Linked DNA regions of Homo sapiens: regions 2, 3, 4, 5, 6 and 7 are each linked to region 1. Evidence: chromatin loops called from intact Hi-C (ENCODE). Cell type or tissue: PC-3. All regions are shown on one strand.

What was found. A loop is a pair of places that touch in the nucleus more often than their neighbours do. Peaks named below come from ENCODE experiments on the same cell type or tissue, not always from the same donor. Only the 100,000 strongest peaks of a DNase experiment are listed, where the experiment ranks them.
Region 2: it touches region 1 in a loop (10-fold over the local background); 2 of 110 quality-filtered maps call a loop at or near these places.
Region 3: it touches region 1 in a loop (3-fold over the local background); 3 of 110 quality-filtered maps call a loop at or near these places.
Region 4: a loop joins it to region 1, with 2.6 times the contacts of the local background. A loop is called at or near these places in 4 of 110 quality-filtered maps.
Region 5: it touches region 1 in a loop (5-fold over the local background); 4 of 110 quality-filtered maps call a loop at or near these places.
Region 6: a loop joins it to region 1, with 6 times the contacts of the local background. A loop is called at or near these places in 10 of 110 quality-filtered maps.
Region 7: a loop joins it to region 1, with 4 times the contacts of the local background. A loop is called at or near these places in 2 of 110 quality-filtered maps.

The regions. Positions count from the first base shown.
Region 1 is chr3:102,005,620-102,009,619 of GRCh38, forward strand. No RefSeq gene overlaps it. Among named protein-coding and RNA genes, the nearest start is that of RDUR, 67 kb to the left of the region's middle. In PC-3, no CTCF peak of the experiment used is centred here; DNase peaks (open chromatin) are centred at 1,402 and 1,712; H3K4me3 peaks cover 671 bases; H3K27ac peaks cover 2,116 bases.
Region 2 is chr3:101,924,649-101,928,648 of GRCh38, forward strand. No RefSeq gene overlaps it. Among named protein-coding and RNA genes, the nearest start is that of RDUR, 14 kb to the right of the region's middle. In PC-3, no CTCF peak of the experiment used is centred here; a DNase peak (open chromatin) is centred at 2,063; H3K4me3 peaks cover 1,145 bases; H3K27ac peaks cover 4,000 bases.
Region 3 is chr3:101,868,278-101,872,277 of GRCh38, forward strand. No RefSeq gene overlaps it. Among named protein-coding and RNA genes, the nearest start is that of NFKBIZ, 21 kb to the left of the region's middle. In PC-3, no CTCF peak of the experiment used is centred here; a DNase peak (open chromatin) is centred at 2,024; H3K27ac peaks cover 2,188 bases.
Region 4 is chr3:102,134,318-102,138,317 of GRCh38, forward strand. No RefSeq gene overlaps it. Among named protein-coding and RNA genes, the nearest start is that of RDUR, 200 kb to the left of the region's middle. In PC-3, no CTCF peak of the experiment used is centred here; a DNase peak (open chromatin) is centred at 2,054; H3K4me3 peaks cover 667 bases; H3K27ac peaks cover 2,746 bases.
Region 5 is chr3:101,807,070-101,811,069 of GRCh38, forward strand. It overlaps NXPE3 (neurexophilin and PC-esterase domain family member 3), which reads left to right. Exons shown (of 8, transcript NM_145037.4): 6 at 1-57. Among named protein-coding and RNA genes, the nearest start is that of NXPE3, 30 kb to the left of the region's middle. In PC-3, a CTCF peak has its summit at 2,322 (motif pointing right); DNase peaks (open chromatin) are centred at 2,322 and 2,752; H3K27ac peaks cover 1,387 bases.
Region 6 is chr3:102,223,701-102,227,700 of GRCh38, forward strand. No RefSeq gene overlaps it. Among named protein-coding and RNA genes, the nearest start is that of ZPLD1, 210 kb to the right of the region's middle. In PC-3, CTCF peaks have their summits at 706 (motif pointing left), 906 and 1,910 (motif pointing left); DNase peaks (open chromatin) are centred at 691 and 1,901; H3K27ac peaks cover 3,386 bases.
Region 7 is chr3:102,172,787-102,176,786 of GRCh38, forward strand. No RefSeq gene overlaps it. Among named protein-coding and RNA genes, the nearest start is that of RDUR, 230 kb to the left of the region's middle. In PC-3, no CTCF peak of the experiment used is centred here; a DNase peak (open chromatin) is centred at 1,715; H3K4me3 peaks cover 291 bases; H3K27ac peaks cover 3,866 bases.

The DNA of each region.
Region 1 (4,000 bases):
ACATCCTTATGAAAAGACTCAGAATGCTCTTTGACCAAATATCTGTGCATCCCATGGCCCAGTCAAGTTGACACATAAAATGATCATAGTGAGCTAGTCACATGGTAATTGCTATGTGACCACATATATGAGTTGGTGCAGTAGTGGTGGATGACAATGACATGCAGATCTAGGCTAGCTGCTCATGTGTCCTTTTTGAACTCTCTGGCTTTGTTCATGCTAAATCCCAGATGTGGCACTTGCACATTTTAATGGCCTGCTTCTGGTTCCATCTGACCTTATGATTTTGTGGATCTGACAGCTCATGATCAGTAGTTCTGGCCACTTGTCCACTTAATGTCCCACGAACAAGCTATTCATCTCTACTAGAGTTCAGTGGAACAGCAGAATCTGTCATTTGTAAGCTGAGTAATTCTCCACTGCAGGGAGCATAATCTTGCTCTCTCATTAGTGTTTGTCATAAACTTTGCACAACATCTTTCCCCACTAATGATGTCTCTAATGCAATAATGACTACTGGTTATATAATTTAAAAAGCAGGGCCACTTGTACCAGAATCTAGTCCTATTTCATAGCTTTTCTCTGCTCGAGGTCCTACTCAAAGCTGGAAGCCTTTCATGTATCCTAGTGAATGGGTAGAACCAATATCTTAGATATGCAATACACTATCTCCAGAACTTGAACAAGTCTATTAAGGGTTGTATTCCTTCTTGGTGGGAGGTGCAAAGTACAAGAATCTGTCCTCTACTTCGGAGGTAACATCATGGCATACTTCAGGCCACTAGCCCCCTAAAAAATTTATTGATGTGACAGGCCCCTGAATATTTGTAGGATTTATCCTCTACCCTCTGTTGCTCTGATGGATGCCTAGGTGATCCGGTAAATGTATATAGTCAATATCCACTGTTATCCATTCTAGGTAAATGTGAAGTGTTTGTGAACTTTTAATTTTGATAGAGTCGGAAAATAATGCATTTATTAGATATATTTTAGTAACATTTATGGAACATTCCTTCATTTTACTACTTGTCAAAAATGTTAATTCTTATATTCATAAGTCTTATTTGTAATTTCTATATTGGTCCACTCATCTTTTTGCTAAATTTAGGGCAGATATATACTTCTTGAATTCCTGTAACATTATTTTATGCTTTGATACCTGGTAAGGCATGTTTCCCCACACCATTTATATATTTCTTTCTAAAAAAGGTTTTTGGTTATTTTTGCAAATTTTTTATTCCACAAACACTTTGAGATTAGTTTGAAAAGTTCCAAAAAAGAAAGCTGTGGTGGAAATTTTGCTGGGATTAGACTAACTTTATAGATGATTTTACTGTTGAACAAATGACTCAAAGAATATGAATATATGAACATAAAAACTTAGAGGAAGTTTGAGTCATAGACACACTGATAATTTCTGATAGAAGTAAATAGACAAAACTCTATCTTTAAATAAATGTTCTAAAACTCAGCAGCCATATTTTTTTCCCTCTGATGGGGACAACCTTCTTCATGAGCTACAAAGGACATTTGCCCACAGTTTCTATTGAGGGGCTTTCTTAGCACTGTTTCTGGGTATTTTTTTCATTTTATAATTGTGTTTAACAGGTCATGTAGAGGATTCAGAAACAAAATATGTAATGGACACAGTAATGAGGCACTTAAATTCTCCCTCAGGAGTGAAGCTCTTACCAAGTTCTGGGAGTACTGCCAGCAAATAACCCTCAGCTTTCAGTCCACACTGCGGGAAATGCCTCAGCTGAAGTCACTTCTCTCAAGAGCAAGCTCCCTGCTCAAGGAAGCTGAAACCCAAACATAATGTTGAATAAAAACAATAAAAGCAGACATTTTTACCCTGTTCCCAATTTTAGGGAGAAAACATTTAATATTTTGCCATTAAGAAAACACAAGCTTTTTGTTTTCTTAATGCCTAATTATGCATTATGCCTAATAAAGGCATAGATGTCTTTATTAGATTGTAGAATGTCCATTCTATTCCTAGTTTGTGGAAAGGTTTTTTCCTTCTTTTCAATCATGAACAGATTTTTGTGTTTGGTTAATATTTTGCTTTTTCTTGATAATATAATTTTTCTCCTTTAATCTATAATTTAGTGCGATACATTGGACATTCTTTTTTTTTTTTGAGACAGAGTCTCACTCTGTCGCCCAGGCTGGAATGCAGTGGTGTGATCACTGCTCACTGCAACCTCCACCTCCCAGGTTCAAGCGATTCTCCTGCCTCAGCCTCCTGAGTAGCTGGGATTACAGGCGCATGCCATCACACCTGGCTAATTTTTGTATTTTTAGTAGAGACAGGGTTTCAAGACCAGGCTGGTCTTGAACCCCTGACCTCGTGATCCGCCTGCCTCAGCCTCCCAAAGTGCTGAGATTACAGCCGTGAGCCACCGTGCCCTGTCTGGACATTCTGATAATGTTAAGCCAAACTTGATTTTTTGGAATAAATCCTTTAATCATGATGCATTTTAAAAAATGTAATGCTTTAATTGATTTACTAATGTTTAAGTTTTTTAAAATCTAGATAAGTTAGCCAGTGTCTTTTTCCTCTTTAAAAAGTCTTTGTTGCTGGGAGGAGCCAAGATGGCTGAATAGGAACAGCTCTGGTCTACAGCTCCCAACGTGAGCGACACAGAAGACGGGTGATTTCTGCATTTCCAACTGAGGTGCCAGGTTCATCTCACTGGGGTGTGCCAGACAGTGGGTGCAGGACAGTGGGTGCAGCGCACTGTGCATGAGCTGAAGCAGGGTGAGGCATCGCCTCACCCAGAAAGCGCAAGGGGTCAGGGAATTCCCTTTCCTAGTCAAAGAAAGGGGTGACAGATGGCACCTGGAAAATCGGGTCACTCCCACCCTAATACTGCGCTTTCCCAATGGGCTTAAAAAACAGCACACCGGGAGATTATATCCCGCACATGGCTCAGAGGGTCCTCCGCCCACGGAGTCTCGCTCATTGCTAGCACAGCAGTCTGAGATCAAACTGCAAGGCAGCAGCGAGGCTGGGGCAGGGGCGCCTGCCATTGCCGAGACTTGATTAGGTAAACAAAGTGGCCTGGAAACTCGAACTGGGTGGAGCCCACCACAGCTCAAGAAGGTCTGCCTGCCTTTGTAGGCTCCACTTCTGGGGGCAGGGCACAGACAAACAAAAAGACAGCAGTAACCTCTGCAGACTTAAGTGTCCCTATCTGACAGCTTTGAAGAGAGTAGTGGTTCTCCCAGAACACAGCTTGAGATCTGAGAACGGGTAGACTGCCTCCTCAAGCAGGTCCCTGACCCCCAAGTAGCCTAACTGGGAGGCACCCCCCAGTAGGGGCGGACTGACACCTCACACGGCCAGGTACTCCTCTGAGACAAAACTTCCAGAGGAACGATCAGGCAGCAGCATTTGTGGTTCACCAATATCTGCTGTTCTGCAGCCACTGCTGCTGATACCCAGGCAAACAGGGTCTGGAGTGGACCTCTAGCAAACTCCAACAGACTTGCAGCTGAGGGTCCTGTCTGTTAGAAGGAAAACTAACAAACAGGAAGGACATCCACACCAAAAACCCTTCTGCACATCACCATTGTCAAAGACCAAAGGTAGATAAAACCACAAAGATGGGGAAAAAATAGAGCAGAAAAGCTGGAAACTCTAAAAATCAGAGTGCCTCTCCTCCTTCAAAGGAACGCAGCTCCTCACCAGCAATGGAACAAAGCTGGATGGAGAATGACTTTGACGAGTTGAGAGAAGACTTCAGACGATCAAACTACTACGAGCTACAGGAGGAAGTTTGAATCAATGGCAAAGAAATTAAAAACTTTAAAAAAAATAGATGAATGGATAACTAGAATAACCAATGCAGAGAAGTCCTTAAGGACCTGATGGAGCTGAAAACCAAGGCATGAGAGCTACGTGACAAATGCAGAAGCCTCAGTAGCTGATGCGATCAACTGGAAGAAAGGGTATCCGTGATGGAAGAGGAAATGAATGAAATGAAGCGAGAAG
Region 2 (4,000 bases), 81 kb before region 1:
CCCTTCCCCCAGGTGCTCTGTCCCAGGGAGATGGGAGTTTTATCTATAAGTCCCTGACTGGGGCTGCTGCCTTTCTTTCAGAGATGCCCTGCCCAGAGAGGAGGAATCTAGAGAGGCAGACTGGATACAGCAGCTTTGCTGAGCTGTGGTGGGCTCCGCCCAGTTTGAACTTCCTGGAGTCTTCATGTACACTGTGAAGGGAAAACTACCTACTGAAGCCTCAGTAATGGTGGACACCACTCCCCACACCAAGCTCAAGTGTCCCAAGTTGACTTCAGACTGCTGTGCTGGCAGTAACAATTTCAAGCCAGTGGATCTTAGCTTGCTGGTCTCCATTGGGGTGGGATCCCTGAGCTAGACCGCCTGGCTTCCTGACTTCAGACCCCTTTCCAGGGGAGCGAATGGTTCTGTCTCGCTGGCATTCCAAGCACCACCGGGGTATGAAAAAAACTGCAGCTAGCTTGGTGTCTGCCCAAACAGCTGCCCAGTTTTGTGCTTGAAACCCAGGGCCCTGGTGGTGTAGGCACCTGAGGGAATCTCCTGGTCTGCGGGTTGTGAAGACTATGGGAAAAGCATAGTATCTGGGCCAGAAGGTACTGTTCCTCATGGTGCAGTCCCTCATGGCTTCCCTTGGCTAGGGGAGGGAGTTCCCTGACCCCTTGTGCTTCCTGGGTGAGGTGATGCCCCACCCTGCTTCAGCTCACTCTCTGTGGGCTGCACCCACTCTTTAACCAGTCCCAATGAGATGAGCTGTGTACCTCAGTTGGAAATGCAGAAATCATCTGCCTTCTGTGTTGATCTTGCTGGGAGCTACAGACCAGAGCTGTTCCTATTCAGCCATCTTGCCAGCCAAATATTTTCTTAAGAAGATGAAGTTAACAGACTATCTGACACTGTGTTTCACAATGTTTATGGGAGTTTTAGATATGTGACAGAGTTTGGAATTGAATTGATGATAAGTAAATATACTACTCATCTTATGAGCAAATAAGAAAAAACAAGCAAACAGCAGTTCCTTCTCACCTGGGTCCTTCTTTCTCCCATTCCCAGTCAATAAAAGCTTGTGCAGGAAATGGAATTAATTGTAGTTGACTACATGTCTCAGCTGTGAATGACATTTACATAGTCATGATAATGTAAACAGTGAATGTTGATCTAGCTGAAATTTCAATGCAACTCTATTAAGTGAATGAGGGGGGTGGTGGTAGTAACGGAAAGAATGTGTTTACTGTGGGGTGAGGGGAGGGTTAAAGAAAGCTAAAGCTTTACCTTCCCTCCTAGAAAATCAGTAGACAATCACTAAAACCGAGACATCAAGAAATACAATATGCTCATATTATTTAGAGATATAGTGATAAATTCCAAAGAATCCTCTGAAGGAGTGGAAAATTGTTTCCTCTAGATCGGGGGCTACTGTTTTTCATATTTAAAAAAATGACATGTCGGGCCGGGCTTGGTGGCTCACGCTTGTAATCCCAGCACTTTGGAAGGCGGAGGCGGGCGGATCACGAGGTCAGGAGATTGAGAACATCCTGGCTAGCACGGTGAAACCCCGTCTCTACTAAAAATACAAAAAATTAGCCAGGCGTGGTTGCCGGCACCTGTAGTCCCAGCTACTCGGGAGGCTGAGGCAGGAGAATAGCGTGAACCCGGGAAGGCGGAGCTTGCAGTGAGCGGAGATAATGCCACTGCACTCCAGCCTGGGTGACAGAGCGAGACTCCGTCTCAAAAAAAAAAAAAAAAAAAAAAAAGATATGTCTTTTCAAATTATGTGAAAGTATACATCTGATAAAAATAAAAAGAAATGTTTTATTTTAATTCTATCACTGATGACTATTCAGCTTTCTTAAGGCTTAATTTAGCTATCTATAAAATGAGCATTTTAATCAATGATTAAAAGATGTCTTGTTCTGACCAACTGTTCTGGTCTCTAGTCCCACACAGTCATTTGCAGGTATCCGGAGGAACCTATTTGAAAGTAACTGTCTATTGTTTCTCCTTTATTTACAAGGGTTCTGGGGAGGAGTGAAAATGACAAAAGAGAGGTGGCAGGAAGGAGGAGGATGTTTGAGTATTCCCACAAACGGTTGATTAGTCAGTGAATTAAAGAGAGTTCTTGTTCCTGGATAATTTGGAATGAACACATTTCCTGTTCACTCAGAGATACAGCAGCGAGTTTATTCTGGGTGGCTTCCACAGTGACCATTGTGGAGAAGAAATCTTGTAATATAATTGAAGAACAATAGCCATATAATTAACACAGATGTTCAGGTATGAGTCATTGAAAAATTATCATCCTTACTGTGAAATAAGATTGGTCAAGGCGAGGCTGGTCCTTCAAAGAAGGAAAACCCAACATGGTGCAATGTGTGCTGCAGGTAAGGCCGTGGTGTGATTTTGAACGCAAAGTTGCCTCTGGCTCAAGTTCTCTTGGGCTCGAGTCCCAGGCTCTTGCTTGTAACTCCTCTATTGCTTGTCACTGTTATGTAGAGCAGTGTTTCTCAAGTTTGAGTGAATCTTCAAATAACCTGGTGGGCTTGTTGAAACACATATTCCTGAGTTGGATGTCCAGAAATTCGGATTTAGTAGGTCTGTGGTGGGGCCCAGAATATTCATTTTTAACAAGTTGCTATGTGATGTTGCTGCTGCTGCTGCTACTAGGTGTTGAATCACACTTTGTGTAGCACCAAGTGCAGACTTCTGAGAGGGTCAATGGACATCAAATAAGTTTAATGAGAGTGAATGAATGTGTCAGGTGTTTCTAGAGAATAGTGTTTTTTTTTTTTAATTATGAAATATGGCTGGGCGTGGTGGCTCACGCCTGTAATCCCAGCACTTTGGGAGGCCGCGGTGAGTGGATCACAAGGTCAGGAGTTCAAGACCAGCCTGGCCAACATGGTGAAACCCCGTCTCTACTAAAAATACAAAAATTAGTTTGGCATGGTGGTGGTTGCCTGTAACCCCAGCTACTCAGGAGGCTGAGACAGAGAATTGCTTGAACCCGGGAGGCAGAGGTTGCAGTGAGCCGAGATCGTGCCACTGCACTCCAGCCTGGGCGACAGAGTGAGATTCCGTCTCAAAAAAACAAAATTATGAAATATATCCTATAAATGGAAGGGTGCACAAAATATATTTGAACAAATATATGTTTGTTCAGCTTAAAAGATAATGGTTTACAAAACTCAATGTACCCACTCAGTGGGAACAATGACCTACCCAGTGGGTCAAGAAATTAGAACATTTCAGTACATTAGAGAATAGTTGGGGTGACTTGTTTAGCTTATACTATGTTTAATTTTTAGCATCTATGTTCATGATTGAAACTGGCCTATTATTTTCCTTCTTTGTACTGCTTTTGTCAGTTTTTAAAATAAAGGTTATACAAAGCTCGGAAACAGAATTGAGTATTTTTTCTGTTTTCTATAGATTGGAATAATTTCTGTTAAATTGTAATTATATTTAAAAAATCGAGTATATGCCTTCAATAACCAAATATGCACTATTTGAGTGGAAAATGTCATAGAAGCCAATACAAGTGGTTAGACTGCAGACCCAGTATCTTTAATGGTTAGAAAACTATTAACATGTTTTACTCGAAGGGATTTGTGTTAAGTGATATTTTTCAAGACATTTTAATGTATTATCTAAGTTTTCAAATGTTTTTTCTTTTTGAATTCCTGATTTTATTTATACTTTTCTTTTTTTAAATCCATTTTACCATAGATTGGTAAAAGTTGTATTAGTTTTTTAATTAAATAATTTTCAGCTTTGTTATGTGTCTCTATTATATAATGTTAATGTGTTTGTTTATTTAGTTTTTTTGAGACAGAGTCTTGCTCTGTTGCCCAGGCTGGAATGCAGTGGCATGATCTCGGCTTACTGCAGCCTCTGCCTCCTGGGTTCAAGTGATTTTCGTGCCTCAGCCTCCCAAGTAGCTGGGACTACAGGTGTGCACCACCACACCTGGCTAATTTTTTGTATTTTTAGTAGAGACGGGGTT
Region 3 (4,000 bases), 140 kb before region 1:
TTTATTCTTGTTGTAAAGATGGGGGTCTCACTATATTGCCCAGGCCAGACTCCTGGCCTCAACCAATGCTCCCTTTTCAGCCTCCCAAAGTGCTGAGATTACAGGTGTGTGCCACTGCAGCATTTACTTTTTAAATACAACTTTAAAATGTCTGGGTGAGTGGTATTTTTGAGGACACGAAGAAGGTGAGTGGTGCTGGATAGAATCTAGCATTGGAATCGTAGGCAGAATTCTAAGATGGTCCTAGGGCTATCTTTGCCTCAGATGTTACTCCTGTGATTCTGTTAGGTTACATTGCAAAAGTGATTTTGCAAAGGTAAATAAAGTAATTATTAACCAGCTGACCTTAAGATAGGGAAACTACTCATCTAATCACACGGGCCCTTTAAAAGCGGAGTGTTTTCTTTGGCTGGAGGCAGAAGAGGAAATCTTAGAGATTCCAAGCCTGAGAAGGACTCAACCCACAATTACTGGCTTTGAGGATGGAGCAAGGGGGCAATGAGCCAAGGAATACAGGTATTTTGTAAATATCCAAACAGAAAATGGAATCTCAGGCCTACATCCACAGGGAATTGACTTCTGCCAACAACCTGATTAAGCTTAGAAGCAGATTCTTGCTCAGAGCCTCCAGATAAGAGCCCAGCCCTGCTGACACCTTGAGTTTGGCGTTGTGTTACTTCATGCAGAGTCAAGCCAACCCCGCCCAGACTCTGACCTGCTGAACTGTGAGATAACACATGGGTGGTGTTCTGAGCTGCTAAATTTAGGGGTAATTTGTTACACAGCAATAGAAAGTTAATACAATATATAACACAGGGTTTGAGCTTATAGTGCAATTTTATGCATTTCCTGCTATTTTAATTAAGGCTCCAAATCAGCAAGAGAGGTTTTCCAATAAATGGGGGCACTGGTCTTAGGATGTGTGGTCATTACACAGGCTAGCAGTGTCTTTAGTTTATGATATCTCACTTTTGTCCAGCACTTCCCCATTCCAGATGGGAAAATTTCTTTTTTTCTTTTTCTTTTTTTTTTTTTTTTTGAGACGGCGTCTCGCCCTGTCACTCAGGCTGGAGTGCAGTGACATGATCGCGGCTCACTGCAACCTCCACATCCTGGGTTCAAGCAATTCTTCTGCCTCAGCCTCCCTAGTAGCCGGAACCACACGTGCATGCCACCATGCCCGGCTAATTTTTGTAGTTTTTAGTAGAGATGGTGTTTCATCAAGTTGGCCAGGCTGATCTTGAACTCCTGACCTCGTGATCCACCTGCCTTGGCCTCCCAAAGTGCTGGGATTACAGGCATGAGCCACCGTGCCCGGCCTGGAAAATTTCAAGGAAAGGAAAGTGTAGCTTCCCTATTGCCAGTGTTTTCAAAAGAATCTATAAAAGGGTCCTGGAGCAGGAGAAGGTGATTAGGACAGCATATCTGACCAGTAGTAGCATCAGCTTACTGTGTTGCCAGACTCTAGCCATTTACCTCTACTGTGAGAGGGGGGCATATTTTGTAGGGCAGCGGTCTCCAACCTTTTTGGCCCAGGGACCAGTTTCATGGAAGACAGTTTTTCCATGGATGGGCTGTGGGTGGGTGGATGATTTCAGGATGAAACTGTTCCACCTCAGATCATCAGGCATTAGATTCACATAAGGAGGACACAACCTAGATTCCTTGCATGCACAGTTCACAATAGGGTTCACGGTTCTGTGAGAATCTAATGCCAGAGGCTGATCTGACAGGAGGCAGAGGTCAGGCGGTAATGCTGGCTCGCCCATCGCTGGTACCGGTTCATGGCGCTGGAGTTGGGGAACCCTGCTGTAGGGAAAGAACCCCTTAGCTCTGCAGCAGCCACGATTTCAGATGGTACAACTTGTTTAAAATAAATAGACACACTCACTTCAGAGACTGGTCAAGAAATAGTTGCCGAGAGCTCTTGGAACCAAGATGAGAACTTACATTACAGTTTCTTCTGCAGCCTAGGATCACAGATGACGGGCAGGGGCTTTATTAGTTTAACCGGCATCTATTTCTCCAGTCGTGCACACAGAAATGAATGAATGATTAGACATTCATTTGGGGTGCCTTTGTGTGATTCATAAATAACTTGTTCCTTATAAAATTTATTGCTGAATGACTCATTAAAGAATTATGATGAAGATAATAAGGCTCCTAATTTAAAGGGTTATGCAAGTGTTCTTTTAAAAATCAACTTTGCGAGGTGTAATTAATGCATAAATTTTAAGTGTACAGTTTAACAAATGTATACACCTATGTAACCACCACCCAGTCAAGATACAGAACATTTTTGACATCCCAGAAATTTCCTTCATGCCCCTTTGCAGTCAATCTCTCCTTCCACACAGCTATTGATCTGATTTCTATTATATTATTGTAGATTAGTTTTTGCCTCTTCAAAAACGTCGTATAAATAGAATCATACAGTCTGTACTATTTTCTTATTTTCTGGGTTTCTTTCACTCAGCATGATTTTTTTTTTTTTTTTTTTTTTTGAGACGGAGTCTCGCTCTGTCGCCCAGGCTGGAGTTCAGTGGCGCGATCTCGGCTCACAGCAAGCTCCGCGTCCCGGGTTCACGCCATTTTTCTGCCTCAGCCTCCCGAGTAGCTGGGACTGCAGGCGCCGGCCACCATGCCTGCCTAATTTTTTTTTTTTTTTGTATTTTTAGTAGAGACGGGTTTCACCCTGTTAGCTAGGATGGTCTCTATCTCCTGACCTCGTGATCCACCTGCCTTGGCCTCCCAAAGTGCTGGGATTACAGGCATGAGCTACCGCGCCCGGCCTCTGCATGATATTTTTGAGATTAATCCACATTGGTGCATTGATCACTAAAGTATATTTCTATTGCTGAGTAGAATTCCATTGCACTAATAACACAATTTGTTAACCATTCACATATTAGTGGGCATTTCGATTGTTTCCAGTTTGGGACTATTATTGAATAAAGTTGATATGAACAGTATTTGTGTGGACATATGTTCTCATTTAATTTTAAATTCTTAGGAGTGAAGTACCTGGTTCATATAAGTGTATGTTTAGCCTTAAAAGAAATGGCCAAACTCTGTTTTAAAGTGGTTGTGTCATTTTTCTCTTCTAATAGCAATGCGGGAGAGATTTCTCAATCTTCCCTCAAACTTGGTATTGCCAGTCTTTTTAATAGTAGCCCTTCTAATGCATGTGTAGTATTATCTTATAGATTTAATTTCCGGGGTGACTAATGACGTTGAGCATCTCTTCTTGTGCTTACTTACCATTCATATATCTTGTTAGTGAAGCATCTGTTCAAGCTTTTGTCTGTTAAAATAATTAGCCCCTTATTGAGTTGTAACAGTTTTTTAAAATATATATTCTAGATATAAATGTATTTCAGATATATGTATTATAAGAATTTCTCCCAGTCAGTGGCTTGCCTTTTTATCACTTCTTAAAAAATTATTTTGCCCCATTTTCATTTTCTTCTTCTGGGTCTCTAATTATACTTATTTATACCATTGTCTATTGTCCTGAAGGTCTCTGAGGATCTGTTTATTTTTCTTGAATCTATTTTCTCTCCATCCATTAGCCTGAATATTTTCTATTGGCCTGTTTTCCTGTGTTCAACTTCACTGCCTTTCTTCTACCATCTCTGATCTACTGTGATTTCTTTTTGTCATTGAACTTTTCAGTTTCAGTATTTCTATACAGCTCTTTTTTATAGATTTCATTTCTGTGCTGAGATTTTCTATCTTTTCACTCATTAAACCAGTACTTTGATTCTTTGAACATATATCATTTAATTCTTTGAGCCACATTTATAGGTGCTGCTTTTGAAGTCCTTCCTTATGTCTCAGGCCTGTAATCCCAGCACTTTGGGAGGCTGAGGCAGGCAGATCACCTGAGGTCAGGAGTTCAAGACCAGCCTGAGCAACATAGAGAAACCCTGTCTCTACTAAAAATACAAAATTAGCCTGGCGTGGTGGCAAATGCCTGTAATCCCAGCTACTCGGGAAG
Region 4 (4,000 bases), 130 kb after region 1:
AGTACACCCAGCCACATGGATTCTGAAGGCCCCTGCAGGGTGGTTTTCATAACTCCTCACTTCCCTGGGGCTAGCACAGCCATACATTCATCTCTTGGTATTGTTTGGCAAGGAATTTGGCAAGTTGTTAAGGAGGAAATGACAACTCCTATAATAATAATAATAATAATAATAGGTATATGTCAAAAGCACTTGCCATGTGCCAGACACTCTAGTAGAGACCTTCTGTACATCATTTCATTTTATAATCAGATAATGAGTTAGGTATTTTCCACATTTTACATATGACTAAACTTAGACTAAGTAACGTATTCAGGGTCACCTAATTTCCAACTTCCTCAGTGGGTGTGGCTCTAAAGCTCGTACAATTTCCGCTATGTTCACTGCTACTCATAGGAACCTGGGAAATGGAGATGAGTAGAAAGACAACCCTGCAAGCTCAGAAATTAATATTGACGTTCCATAGAAGTGCTCCTAAATGGTAATCCGAATTCTGGGCTGCTGCTGGAAAATAGCCTTTTGTCTCGAAAACCCAGTTAGAGCCTTCCACCAATTACATAGGCTTTACGAGATAGGGAGGATGGAGGATAGTAGGATGCTGGACTGAAAAGCACTTTGTGGTGGTCTACCTTGGGACCTCTGGTCAGCAGCTACTGGTTGTTCCTTCTTTTTCCTTCTCCTCCCTCATTTTCCCCATTAGAATGTAAGCTTCTTGAAGGAAAAGGGCTTGTTTATTGCTGTATAACTAGAAAGGATAGTGCCAGGCACATTCAACAATATTTGTTGAAAGAATGAAAAACTGAATGAAAAAGTATTTGGCAGCTCTCTGAAAACCAGCTACTTCTGACACCTAGAAACCCAGGTAATCTATTGTGTATCTGATGTTTATTGATTGCCCTGATCTTACCACTGCCATGTAACAGGAAAATCCTGCCTTCTACTAGGGAGTTGCTGAGACCCCCTAAACAGGCAAAGAACCAAAGACACCATCAGTTTCCTTGCTTCTTAGATTTACAGGGATTACAGGTATTGAGCTCGAGGGCTTGGTCCCCTGTGTGTGTCTAATCTTCAAGACTCGAGCGCCTCCTGATTTCTCAGTGAAAGAGGAAGCACCCCGATGACATCCATCACATCTTTTCCAGGAGCCCTTTTTGTATGATAAGCATTTTGTTCTTGCAGTAAATCTCAAGTTTGTTTCCTCGCTGTGTCTGGCCAATCTCTAGACAAACCTTACTTCTAGCCTTACTTTTCCTGATTGAAACTTCCCCATTCTAAAAACCAAAACCCCAAAACCAAAATCAAACCCATCAACAACAAAATATTGGTGCAGTCATAGTTCTGCACCATTATTAGAAGCATAGAAGCAAAAGTCCTATGGTAGAAGTTTCCTTGACATCTGGTTTTTATTCATTAGGCAGGAGTCCTGACCTGACTTTTGTAAGATTTCTTGTAGATAAACTATTTTTATGGCACTGAGAGAAAACAAATACATATCCTCCATAACTTAAATAAAATAAAAATGTAAACTTCAAATATTCACAGGAAGGAGACGCCCAGTGCATTCTCTAGATCTTGTGTACTTACCTTTCTATAGAATCTTGTAAATACGGAGTCCGGTTTTTGATGTGCCAGGTTTTCTTTCACTATTAAATTGCTTTAGGAGAATTTTGTAAATGGACATAAACAACAGGTATACATACACCTGTTGGTGTAAATGAACAGCGCCTTCTGGAAGGAGGGCTCCTAATGAGTTAGTCCTTGAGCCCTGGGCTGGGATACCCTCTTCCCTGAGGCCAGTCTCCCAGCCAGGGTTGTAAACCAGACCCCAGCACCAAAACCACTGGCTTTGTAAGCAGAGTAGTAAGTTTCCTAATTCCTTCCCAAGAAAAATGTGATGGTCCTCTGGGAGTGGTTTGAAAAGCATTTCTCAGAGTAATTTAGTGGGTGGGAGCTTAGAAGGGAGAGCAATTACTTTGTTGATTGAATGAGGATGTTTGAGGCAACATATACCTGTAACAGTGTAAAGACACGTCAAGGATGTTGATTTTTCTAGGTTGTCAGTGAGTTTGTCTTCATGCTTGAATGAAGTGCGCTGACATGCAGAGAACAGAGTTATATGACTAATTTCAGTTTATTGGTAATGTGAAGGTAGCAATAGGAATGCTTTTATGACATTGCATGATTTCAAGTTGTATTCAATTATCTTTACATATTTAACATTTCTCTCATTAACATGCTCATTCTGTCTGGCTTCTCTCTTTTTCTTTCTTTAGTTTTGCTGTTCATATCAGCACAAAAAATGTATTAATTTTTTTCTACAATAGAAGTAAATTGTTTTACTTTCTCTCTGCACATACTGTGTGACCATAATGTACTTCAAAGAGGGAAACAGAAAAAGGAAATTAATCATAACATCTGTTTGTTTCTAAGGTGCTTATAAATAATGGAATTTCTGTGAATAAAATAAGCTTTAGCTTAAAAATCTAAAAAAATCAATGCTCTTGGAAGATACACCCTGCATACTCTGTGGCTTTGGGTATCTACTGGTCTACCATCACATATTCCCAGAGGTACAAATATCTCACGCTTAAAAATAACTAGAAAGTGTATTTGTTGAATGAATAAATGATAGGAACTTAAGAGGTGGGAGAAAATGTAGAGGTTAGACATACAATTTCTCTATAATTCAGGTATTCCTTCTGTAGTATTCTTGACAGCCATTCTCTCAGCCTTTATTTACAGTGATGGGCAGATTGCTACCTCACAAAGGAGTTCAATGTCTTTTTTGTTATTTATTTATTTATTTTTAACTAGTAGACTATTATTTTTAGAGAAGTTTTGGGTCACAGCAAATCTGAGTGGAAAATACAGAGATCTCCCATGTACTCTTCCCCTAACACACACATAGCTACCCCCAATATCATCATCCCACACCAGAGTGGTACATATGGTACAGTCAATGAACCAACATCAACATATCATTATCAACCAAAGGCCATAATTTCCTTTAGGCTTCACTCTTTGTGCTGTATATCTTAAGAGTTTTGACAAATGTATATATATAGTGACATGAATCTACCTTTATGGTATTATACAGAACAGTTTCACTGCCCTCAAAATCCTCTATGCTACACCTATTCATTCCTCCCTCTCCCGAAACTCCTGGCAACCACCGATCCTTTTACTGTCTCTATTGTTTTGTCTTTTCCAGAAATCCATACATATAGTTGGGATTATGCAGTACATAACCTTTTCAGATTGAGTTCTTTCAGTTAAAAATATGGATTTAAGTTTTCTCCATGGCTTTTTATGACTTGATAAATATATATATATATATTTTTAGATGGAGTTTTGCTCTGTCGCCCCGGCTGGAGTGCAGTGGCATGATCTCAGCTCACTGTAACCTTCGCCTCACAGGTTCAAGCAATTCTCCTGCCTCAGCCTCCTGGGTAGCTGAGATTACAGGCATGTACCACCACACCCAGCTAATTTTTGTATTTTTAGTAGAGACAGGGTTTTCACCAGGTTGGCCAGGCTGGTCTCAAATTCCTGACTTCAAATGATCTGCCCCCATCAGCCTCCCAAAGAGCTGGGATTACAGGTGTGAGCCACCGCATGCGACCGATAAATATTTCTTTATGGCATGAAATAATATTCCATTGTTTGGATGTACCACAATTTATTTACGCATTTGTCTACTGAAGGGCATTTTGGTTGCTTTCAAGTTTTAGCAATTATGAATAAAGCTGCTATAAACATTCATATGCAGGTTTTTATGAATTCAATTTATTTTTTCCTTGTTTTGTTTTCTCTTACACCAAGTGGAAATCTGATCTCCTGTAAGTTCTCTGCATTGCTGACCTGATCTTCTGTTCCATGTGATAACTCTTTTCCATGTGATAACTATTCAAGTACCTATTGAAGACAAGGTATCAAGGAATTCCTATGGTTTCTCTATTTTAGGCTAAAAATCACCAATTCTGCCAATTTTCCTCATGTT
Region 5 (4,000 bases), 200 kb before region 1:
TGCCAGTCAACTCCAGTGGACCTGATTGGGTAACTGTGATTCCCAGGAGAATAAAAGGTAAAAAAAAGAATAAGCTTGATGATTTGTTGTTTTTCTTACTAACTGGGTTGAGGCTCTGTCGTTTCATTTATGTTGCAAAAACTTATATGCCATAGTTACTTCTGGGCACAATTGAAAATATTAAAAGTACTGTTTGATTAAAAAAATCAGATCTTATGTGCATAATTCTGAGTTTTGCTATTTATTGTTATTTTATTTTTATTTTTTTGAGACAGGGTCTTGCTCTGTTACCTAGGCTGGAGTGCAGTGGCGCAATCTTTACTCACTGCAGCCTTGATCTCCTAGGCTCAATTGATCCTCCCATCTCAGCCTCCCGAGTAGCTGGGACTACAGGCACACACCACCACACCTGGCTGATTTTTGCATTTTTTTTTTGCAGAGACAAATTTTTGCCATGTTGCCCAGGATGGTCTTGAATTCTTGAGCTCAAGCAATCCTCCCACCTTGGCCTCCCAAAGTGCTGGGATTACAGACATGTGCACGGCCGAGTTTTGCTATTTAAGCTCATGTAAAAGTTTTCTTCTCTTGCCAGCCCTCTTCTGTTTGGCTCCTCAAGAGTCTTTTGAACAACCTTGTCCAATATGATAGCAACTAGTCACTTGTAGTGATTCAAATTTAAATCAATTAAGATTAAATAAAATTCAAAATCTAGTTATTTAATCACACATGCCCAATAACTATATGTAGACAGCATTTTATGTAGAATTTATCCATCATCTCAAAAAGTTGTGTTGGACATTGCTGCTCTAGAGATATGGGTAAAATTATCATGGAAATGTTTAAATCATCACAAAAAGTTGTGTTGGACATTGCTGCTCTAGAGATATGGGTAAAATTATCATGGAAATGTTTAAAATAACATTGGGTTGGAGAATAGCAGCTCTTCTCAAAGTGTGGTCTGTGGATCAGTGGCATCAGCATTACCAGGCAACCTGATAGAATTGCAAATTCTCAGGTCCTATCTCAGATGACTGAAACAGAAACCCTGGCTGGTGGGGCTGAGCAAGAAAGTTTTAACAAACTTTTCGGGTGACTCTGATTTATTGGTGTAGAATATTAATAGTAAAAGAACAAAATTCAGAGCAGTAAATGTAAATTTTGCAGAATAGATATAATTAGCTATCGTGATTTTTAGAAAGAAGGGATGAATGTTACTAGTGAGGCTTATGCAGATGGCGGGCAAGGTCCTTCTAGCTTTTAAAAGTATATTAACTAATAGTACTGCACTCTGCAGATGTTGGCAAACCCTTTTGCTGCAGGGGCTTGATATTTAATACCTGTGGATCAAGCAGAGTGGATATTAGCCACAAGCCTTGTATGAGTGGTGGGGAAGGAACTGAAGAGCAAGGACCATCTCAAGGGGCAGCCTCTTTTCAGTTTCTGCTGCTTTGTTACCATGTAGAAACAAACCCTGTATGCCCAGCTCCGTAGATTTGTTTTTCCAAGAGAAACCAGAAACTTTGATTTTTTAACTGTGATATCTCCATATTTTAGAACATTGACATCCAATTCAAGACTTTGAAAATATTGTATGGGCTAAATAAAATCTGTTTGGCCCATATGCAGCCAGGGCACTGCCAGTTTATATCTCTTGTCTCTAGTATCATATGCCACAAGAATTCCCAGTCTTTTCCTGATGAAGAGCTGTTTTTGATTTACTTGAACCAAATGAATTACTAATTTTAGAGGATATATATATATATATATATATATATATATATATATATGAGACATTTATCTTTTATCTGTTTGGGCCTCAACCCTGAGGTCAAGATGTCAGTAGACAAGGTGTCCTTCAGTAGTACTGCGCTCTAAACACTCTCCATGTCCGACATCTTCAGGAGGCCCTGTCTCCCACTACTGGATCTGTCCTTCTTCTCACAGACTCGACTGGCTTGCCCTTATTGTGATGTCCCTAGGTGTCCCAGGGATGGTCAGTGGGAGGAACTTTGGAAAGTTTACCTGTACCTGACAAGTCTTGAGGATTAGCCAGGAAGTGGCTGTGGGTTTATGATGTACTCTTCTGGTTAGAGGGAAGATAGATTTGGTAATTAGTGAGCCTTTTGATATATTTTTAGAGGAAGAAAGTAACTATGAATTAGTAGGAGCAGAATATCCTGGTTTTGAATAGGAAAACCATCTTGTTGTAACAGGTATATAACTGGAAAGAAAAGAGAAGGGCAATTGATTTATGGACTATGGAAGGAACCCAGCTTGGCAGAACTTCATTGAATTTCACTCTGTGGACCAGCAGGGGGCATTCAAAGACCCTAAATCAAGGGCTCATAATTTTTTTTCCTTCTTTTGCTTCATTCTATGCAAACATTCTGTTTCTGCTTAAACTTTCACCAACTAATTTTAGCATTCATCAAGGTTCATCAGATCTTGCCTGTGGCAATGATTTCTGTGGAATTCTAATTGTGACTTTTAATGTCTCTCATTCTTTCAACATTTATTAGTTGGAATTCTTTTGCAAAGAAGAGTTGTCCCTTCTTCATTTTAAGTATTTATATCAGTGTAGACTCATGAAAATTTCATTCCTTGGAATGAAGGAAAAAAAATTATAATCCAATCCAATTCAATCATTATTTTATTTGCTTTTATTTTTGCTCAAATTGTTCCAGTTTTGGCAGTTGGGGAACACTTTCAGTTTGGCTTCTTTGTGCCCTTTTGTCATCCTGTGTGCTGTCATCCTTTTGTTTGTTTTGAGCACTTCCTTAGTTTCTGGCACCACAAGATATTTGAGGCTTGTCTTGTATTTTCTTTGCCTTAGCCTTAGAAGGGGTTTACAGTATTTCTACTTTTATTTCACTTATGAATCCTATATTTTGAAGTTTTTTCCCTGTGAAATTGTATTTATGTATTAGCTAATTAATATTCTTACAAGGTAAAACTATTGTTAAGATTCATATTTAGATTGCCTGAGATTGGCAGTGCTACTGCTACTTGTGGGCATAATTCCAGTCAAAAGCAAGGAAAAACAGTTTTTAGTTCTAGCTGACTACCTTTTTAAGAGCAAGCATCTGGTTTATGTCAGGTTTTCCCAGTGCCAGAATTACTGCTGAGTTTTCATTAGTACCTGTAATGTAGTCCCCAGATTATCACAGCTGAGTGGCTCAGGGACCTTGACAGATTCTGACCTCATCAACAACTTGAGGTTATATTTTTTGGGGGAACTTACTGAGAGTTTAGAATAAGACTTGATCTAATAGCAACAGTATAGATAAGAACAATGAAGTTTTACATTTGTGTGTATCTTTGTAGCTATGGCAGGTTGAATACTAAGATGACTTCCAGTGATCTATGCTCTTACATAATCTCCTTCCCCTTGAGTTGTGGCAGCGACATGTAAATATGATGGTATATAATTCCTATGATTTGATTATGTTATATGACAAAGTTGACTTTAAGAGAGTGGCATTATCCTAGGTAGACCTGACCTTAGATCAGATAAGCCCTTAACAGGGGCCATGTTCTTCCTGAAGAAATTCAAAGTGTAAGAAGGATTCCATGTGAGGGAGATTCTTTGTTGTTGGTTTTAAAGATGAAGGGGGCCACATGGCTAGGAATATAGGCAACTTCTAGTAGCTGGAGAGCATCTCCTGGCTGATAACCATCAAGGAAATGGGAAACTCAGTCTTACAACCACAAGTAACTGAATTCTGGCAGCAACTTGAATGAACTTTTTTTGTTGTTTTTTTTTGTTTGTTTGTTTTTGAGACAGAGTCTTGCTCTGTTGCCCAGGCTGGAGTGCAGTGGTGCGATCCTGGCTCACTGCAAACCTCTGCCTCCTGTGTTCAAGCGATTCTCGTGCCTCAGCCTCCCAAGTACCTGGGATTACAGCCACACCTGGCTAATTTTTCTGTTTTTAGTAGAGACGGGGTTTTCACTGTGTTGGCCAGGCTGGTCTCGAACTCCTGAGCTCAAGCGATCTACCCAC
Region 6 (4,000 bases), 220 kb after region 1:
ACATGGCTCAAGAAAGCAGTAAGGTGTTGAATGCTGATGAGAGGTTTAATGCGATGAAAATTGAAAACTGCTTAACTAGTCTGAGACTGTGATCCTCCACTTGTATATGTTCTGCTTTAGGGAGAGTCACCTAATGTATTTGGATTTCAGTTTCATCATCTATAAAATAGTTGTGCTTGTGAAAGGCGGTGTTGAGTGCTGTGAAAGGAAGGGGTTTGCTTGGGAAGTGTCAGACATTGCATCGGACAATGCAAGATGGTTAAGTGTGGAGGTGAGGGTGGAGCAGATGATCTACCAACTCTAAAAATGTATGAAATATGAGCCAATGTATAGGATGATAGTATTTAACTTTACAGAGTAGATGAAAGGATTTTCTGTATCACTCGGTAAAGTACCAAGTACTAGGTAAATACAAAGTGTTATTTCTGTTTACTGAGAATATACTTATCAAAGGGAATTGAGGATTTGTGGCAGCTGTTTTAAGATAGACATAGGCTATAGCCATGATGGGTGATCTCATATAGAAGAAGCTGGAGGCAGAATTGTCAGGTCTGTGAACCCAAATATTAGTGCATCAGCACCTTAGAAATTAAGAGGTCCCTGAGGTTTTGAGATTGGCATCTGGTCTTCTTGAGTGACAGCCACTAGGAGATATTGCCTTGTTCTCATACCACAGAACTATCTGGATAATCTGAGGCCACCTGCTGGGTGGTCAGGCCAGAACATCCATCCTTTTGGTACCGCTCTCAGAATTGCTCACTCCTGCCCGCTACCACAAACATTTAATTTTATATAGGGGAGATAGTGGAAGGGGAGGAGGATCCCTGTTCCCCAGGGCCTTGCCACAGAAATAATGCCGAGGCTTCCACTGCTTCCTAGTATGTCATGCAGGGAGAAATCACTGGGTCCTCATGAAGCAACCCTATGCATTTGGGAACCTCATGTACAATGAATGCTCAATAAATACTTGTTTTTTAAAAAAGGGAATAACTAGCAATTCGTACTGTGTGTATTAGTGGGAGGCAAGGCTAACCTTTGCCGTTGGCCTATGGTGTCGGCTCTGTGGGATGATTTTGCAAATGTTCTGTTCCCACATTAGTAGCTTTCCAGATGATTACAATTCTGCTTCTAGAATTCCACCCTTTAATAGGCATTGTTCTCAGACAAAATGCAAGTGAGAGCAAAATCACATCATTAGTTTTTTATATCTTACTGCATTTGAATTATTTGGATGTCTCTTGAGAGCAGAGTTTGAAATGGATGCTGAGAAAGCCGGGGAGCTGAAGGAAGGTGGGAAACTACACAGAAAACGGCAGCTACAAATATCTAATTCTACAGGTTTCACAGTTGTGCCTAACACTGGTCCTGATCAGTAGCTTTGACAAGGCACGTACCTGAGGACAATGTGTGCCCCCTCTCCTTCTTTCTGTTTTTCATTAATTCCTTTATACTTCGCTTTGAATATGTATTGTGAGTCAGATGCCCCGCACATAATCACATGTTCTTAATACAGTTACACCCAGATGCACAAAGAGTTTGCAGGTAACGTTTTCAGTCTCTCTCAGCAGCTTCCAATTTTGTGCGACTGATTGATTAACACAGTAACATGAGCAAACACGAAGTACCAGAGCTTCAGGTGACACATTTAATTAACGACATTCAGGCAAGCAAAGAAAGATAAGCATTCTGGTAGCAGCCAATTACAAATTACAGATTAATGAATGTAATTTCGGGTTTCAGAGATTTTCCTATTTTATTCTAACACTGGGATCAACATTCATCAGCTCAGAAGGGGGAAGGTGCAGGCCTGCTAAGCAAGGTATCAACCTAAGGATAGCTTTTGCTTTTGCTCCAGCTCCATGTCTGATCAGATAGAATTACCAAACTTAATCTGACCTCTAGTGGCACTTTGCATTAACAAGCACATTTGAAATCCACTTAGGAATTTTGCTGTGAGAATTCTGCTATCATCCCATCTTACAGCTGGAAGGAACCTTAGAGATGATCTGCTTGGCAGGCTTCTGCCCACTCCCCTATTTTACAGATGAGGAGACTGAGGCCTGGAGATATTGATGGGTGATGATAAAAATTGAATAGCTAATTGATAGAAAAGTCAATGATGACAGAATCCAAGTTTCTAAAAAAATTTAATTGTAATTTTTGTGGTAGGTGTATACATTTATGGGATACATAAGATGTTTTGATACAGGCATGCAATGAGTAATAATGACATCATGTAAAATGAGTCAAGTATTTTATCCTTTGTATCACAAACAATCTAGTTATACTCTTTTAGTTACTTTAAGATGTACAATTAAATTATTAATGACTATAGTCACTCTGTTATGCTATCAAATACTAGGTATTATTCATTCTTTCTATTTTTTATACTCATTAAATCATCCCCATCTCCCCCATACCTTCCTACACTCCTTCCCAGCCTATGGTAACCATTCTTCTTCTATCTCCAGAATCCAGGTTTTTAGATTTCTACATTGTTATGAGTGTGTTAGCAGAGAAAAGTCAATATGCAAGTCTGTAAGATTCTTGATGAGAATAAGCTTAGGTGTATAAAATTAATGGCTGTCTGAATATAGGTGAAAAGCATCAAAACACTTTTGGTTCAATATCTGTATATTTTAGCCCAAAGTTCCAAAGTTTTATGGCATTATCTGAGTCAAAATAACTGACTTTAATTTAGCTACATTTAAATGGTGAATTTCTTTGATTCTTTTGAGTCAATGGTTTATAACTATCACTCTTAGTAAGTGAGATGATTGTAATGATTTAATCGGACCAACAATTCAGTGAACTAATCTAATATTCAGTTCTAAATCTCAGGAATATTCAAATTGGGACAAGGTATGAATCTTTTTGTACCCAATTCCAGGGTTTTTAATCAAACCACAGGCAGTGTTAAGCAGTTGAAAATAAATCAGACTTCAGGTTTGAGTAAACCTGGGTTAGAATTCTGGATTCTTGTCAGCATTCATTTCTATTGCTGCTGTAACCAATTACCACAAACTGAGTGACTTAAAGCAACACAAACTTATTTTCCTCTATTTCTGGAGATCAGAAGTCCAAAATACATTTTAAGGGGCAATAAGGTGTCAGCAGGGTTTGTTCCTCCTGGTGGCTTCAGGGGAGAATCCATTCCTTGACTCACCTACTTCTAAAGGTTGCTGACATCCCTTGGCTCCTGGCTACATCACCCCAACCTCTGCTTCCATGGTCGTATCGCCTTCTCTTCTGTAGTAAAATTTCCCCTTCATGAGGATAACATGATCACATTTATGGGCCACCTGGATTACTAGGGTAATCTTGCCATCTTTGAATCCTGATTTTAATCACATCTACAAAGTTCCTTTTGCCATGTAAGGTAACATTAACAGGTTCTAGGGATTATGATATGGATATCTTGAGTGGGTTTATTATTCAGCCTTCCCCAATCTCTTACCAGCTGTGTGATCTAGGTGTGATCATCTTAACCAGCCTTATCGAATTGGTTGGGAGGATTAAAATAGAGGATAGATAAAACATACCTAGCAAACTACCTGGTGCATGATAGGTGCTCAGCAATAGCAATGTTCTCTTCTTTTCCCTTGGCTTAATCAGTAGATGAAATCTTTAACAGTAGGTTATGCATATAGTGGAGGTTTATATTCAGCGTAGTCCAAGATCTGGTTTCTAGAAGCAGAATTACCATTTGGTGGATGAAGTAGAAACCAGAAATTCCTGAAATGCAGTATTTCTCAGTCCAGCCTTTCCCAAATGATGAATTCCTCTCTCCACCCTCCTGAATGGTGCATCTTGCATTTTGATTTTGGAAACTTGATTACTTTCTTCATCAGACTGTCTTTTCCTAGTTTGCATAGATAAAAACTTCATTGCTGGTAATCAAATTAATTGTCTTTTAAAATAGTTATGTCCTGTGGCAATCAATTATACAAGTCTACAGATGGCACATAAAGTGTGTGCTGAATGGAATGATAATGGAATA
Region 7 (4,000 bases), 170 kb after region 1:
TACAACATAAAGATAATTTTACTTATTGGAAGCTTATGTAACCTAAAATTTAGATTTTGACAACTGTCTTGCAGTTTATAAATATTATAATAAAGAAATCTATACCAGGATGGTTTAAACTCTTTAACTTATAAACAATAACTGTGAGAATTCTTGGTATGCTCTAGATGACATTCCAGTTGTTCTTTTATGTTTGTAGATGTAAGTCAAGGATCCCTAAGTTATTCTAAAGTCATGCCCATTGTTCTTTGAGTCTTGGCTTCTGATAATGTCTTGATTTGCTTGAAGTACAGTTGGTTTGTTTATTAACCTCCTTATTGTTAAGATGATTCAATTAAAAATGTCCCAGTCATTTGACAACTTAATCAAATAACTTCAGACAGAGATAACATTATTATGAAAATAACTCAGGGTAATTAAATGTAGAGGGACTGAGTAGCCCCTTCAGATAAAGTCATCGTGGGAGATCTCTGAATAGAGGACATTTCAGCTGGGATCTAAACGTCAAGCATGAGGTGGTCTCTCAAAGAAAAAATGGAAAGAAAAGCATTCCAGGAGGAAGGAAGCAGAAATATAAAGGCCATCAGGTAGGAATAAGCTTTGTTTGCTTGAGGAATGACAAGGAGGCCAGTGAGATGACTAAGGTGGGAGAAGTCGCCAATGCTATATGAAAAGTGGACACGGCCAGATTACACTCAGCCTTGCAAGCTGCGAGGATTATATTATATTATATTATATTATATTATATTATATTATATTATATTATATTATAATTTTAGAGACGGAGTCTCACTCTGTCGCCCAGGCTGGAGTGCAGCGGCGTGATCTCGGCTCACTGCAACCTCCACCTTCCAGGTTCAAGTGATTCTCCTGCCTCAGTCTCCCAAGTAGCTGGGACTACAGGTGCCTGCCACGATGCCCAGCTAATTTTTGTATCTTTAGTAGAGATGGGATTTCACCATGTTGGCAAGGATGGCCTCGATCTCTTGACCTCGTGATTCGCCCACCTCAGCCTCCCAAAGTGCTAGGATTACAATGTGAGCCACTGCGCCTGGCTGGAGTTCTGATTTTATAAGCATGGAATCACATGTCCAAGATATGGTCGAGTGAAAAAACCATGCTTCAAACAGTCTGAATAGAAAGATCCCCTTAATATAAAATTGTATATTCATTTCCATATGTGTCTGTAGGCACGGAGATACATTGGGGCATATGTTCAGAGAAATGCTAACATTGGAAACATCTGAGGGCTGAACTTCAGGTGACAATTATGTTCCTTTTGTATTTTTCTGTACTGTTTGAATTGTTTACCAAAACAACAAAGCCATATCAAATATGCATACATAAAAAATGAGCCACGGTCCTCTTTGACTAAGATTTAATGTTAAGACAATATTGACATTATTGTGGCTTCCAGACTCACACAAGATAGAAAAAAAATGGATTTATAAAGAAAAGTTTGTTGGATTTTATTAATAAATGTAACAGTAAAATAACCTATGCTTTTTGGGGGAGTTTTCAATGATTATGGAAGATACAAAAAGCACCAAAAAACCTAGAGTGCACAGAACATGAACAATCAAGAAAATTCCCTTATTATGTACCAAAATAGAATTCCCCACATATGATTGGTATTTCCCTCAACTTCTGGAAAGCAAAAAATGAATGGGAGGACATTAAGCTGACAGAAGGCAGAAGGTGGAAAAAGGGTAAATAGTATTCACGTTACACATTAATTCAATTACTCATTCCTTTGACAGAGATTTTAAAATAATCTAAATAAACAAGGGTTGCGTGCAAGAAGTCTATTTGAATTAGATTCTCATGGATGTAAAAACAAAACACGACCACAAAGGGAAGCAGGCAGGGCTGAAAGACAGCACAGAGGCTACTAGCTTCATAACAGAATAGTCAGACTTAGGGTTTCCATATTCTACCAAAAAATAAATGAGAAATCTTCTTTTTGCATCTACTTCTCCCATCAAAACCTTTCCATTGCTTTGTTTTATGTCACCTTGTTTTTACTTGTATATATTCACCTTTTGTTACATCCTCATATTTCTGTGGTATCTATGGAGTCCTGTTTCAGAGGATTCACTTGAACCAGCTTTGATTTGCATGTAACTACCTATTGCCATAGTTCCATGGAAAACCACTAGGAGAGTGTTATTATTCCAAAGCTGGATTACTTCCATAAATAATCTAATGAGAGCTTCATTTTTTTCTGCCTATGAAAGCCAGTTGAGTTCCATTCCATTTATGGAAAAAAGGCTTTTCTATTTCTATTCAATTAAGCAAATGGCTGTCTTTTGGCAAGGAAAGAAGAAAAGCATTAATCATTTCCAGTTCACCATATCAGGATGTTTACTCACAAAAGACAAAGATTCAATTATATCTTTCTTATTATGACCTCCAGGTATTTTTCTCAATGTGACAGTTCTATAACTCTTCAGAAGAGGTTATTTATGGATATATCCTACTTAGAAGAATAGAATGTGGGCAATAGCATAAGAACACTTTGGCATCACTTCAGATAACCTGATGCCTGCATTGGTCCATCATGACTGGAGGCATTCGTTTGTAATAATAAATAAAGTCTGATGGTAGTCCTTGAGGATGCCAGTTGCTTTTTACCCTTTCCCCAGTCACCATCCCTCTAAATGTAGTAGACTGTTGCTAGGATTGGATCTTATCTCTGGCCATATTGAAATCTACCCCCCAACTCTTCAAACTTAGCTCTCTTCTTCTATCATGTAGGATTGCACCTGACCTTTTGCCCACCTGGGTTTCATGGGCTTAGACTTCACTATTAATTCTTGCCCGAGTAGCTGCTGGAGTTGGCTTGGCAACCATTGCCAACTGAGTTCCCTCTTAGGCTCTGTCTCAGCAACAGTGTAAGTAGAACTGAGGCTGGTACCTAGACTATGGTGGGCTGATTCGTAGAGGCTGGTTTGGACTGAATGGAGAAGAGGTAAAACTGTGAGAAAGAGAGTGAAAAACATGAAAATCCATGAGTCAATATGTGAGTATGAAGAAGACAAAAGCCCATGTTTGTGAAGAGCTACACTGCTCACCAGTGACTTTCCACAAATACCTGTCCACCTCAGCATTGAGATGAGATAGAATTTTCTCATCCAATGCTGCAGGTGTTAGCTGAGTATGCCTTTTTCTTAGCCAGCTCTGACTACTAGTTAAAAATACTAAAAGGGGCTGTGTTATTTGAAATTATTGTTTAGCATTTCTATTTGCAGAGCCTATTTTAAGGAGGTTAAATCACTTTTTAATTTAACTAGTTAGGCTCCTATTGGATAGTGATGAGGTACCTTGACTACATTCTGGAACTAGGCATAATCTTCAGTAAACTGATATTAATGTATTTTCTTACTTTTAAATTCTTTTCATAAAAAGTTTCTTTATTTAAACACAAACAATGTAACAAAGCTTTTTTAAAAGAAAATATTTAAAGTAATATATATACTTTTAAATATAAAATTGTATACCTTTGTCATTAATTCATAACTTCTGGTAAACACAGCTTAATTTAACCTTGGCTTTATTCTTAGATTTTGATTGAATGCTTCTTTTATCTTACCCCGGATCATTTCATAAAGTTGTTACATAGACTTCTGGGCTTATGCAAGTTATTTTAAAAGCCATTGTAGTCGCTCAGAACTGGCATCACACATTAACTTCCAAATAAGGGATTTTTTTTGATCTGTCTTCTTTCATAAGTTTCTGTTGAAATCTTTCCTTTATATAACAGAAGAACTGAAAAAGGGAGAAAAACATGAAGGTCATTTTATGCTGATAGCACAAAAACTGGGTTTTTATCTAATCATGTGGAAGTGCTTTTCTCTCTGGTGTTAAATAAATGAGAAATATAAAATTTCCATTGATTTATAATTGAAAGCTGGTAGCTATATATTATTCAAAATTCAAAATATACTACAAGTCGTTGCTTTTTTAAAATATTGTTCTTGAAAATGTATTCTCAAGTTGA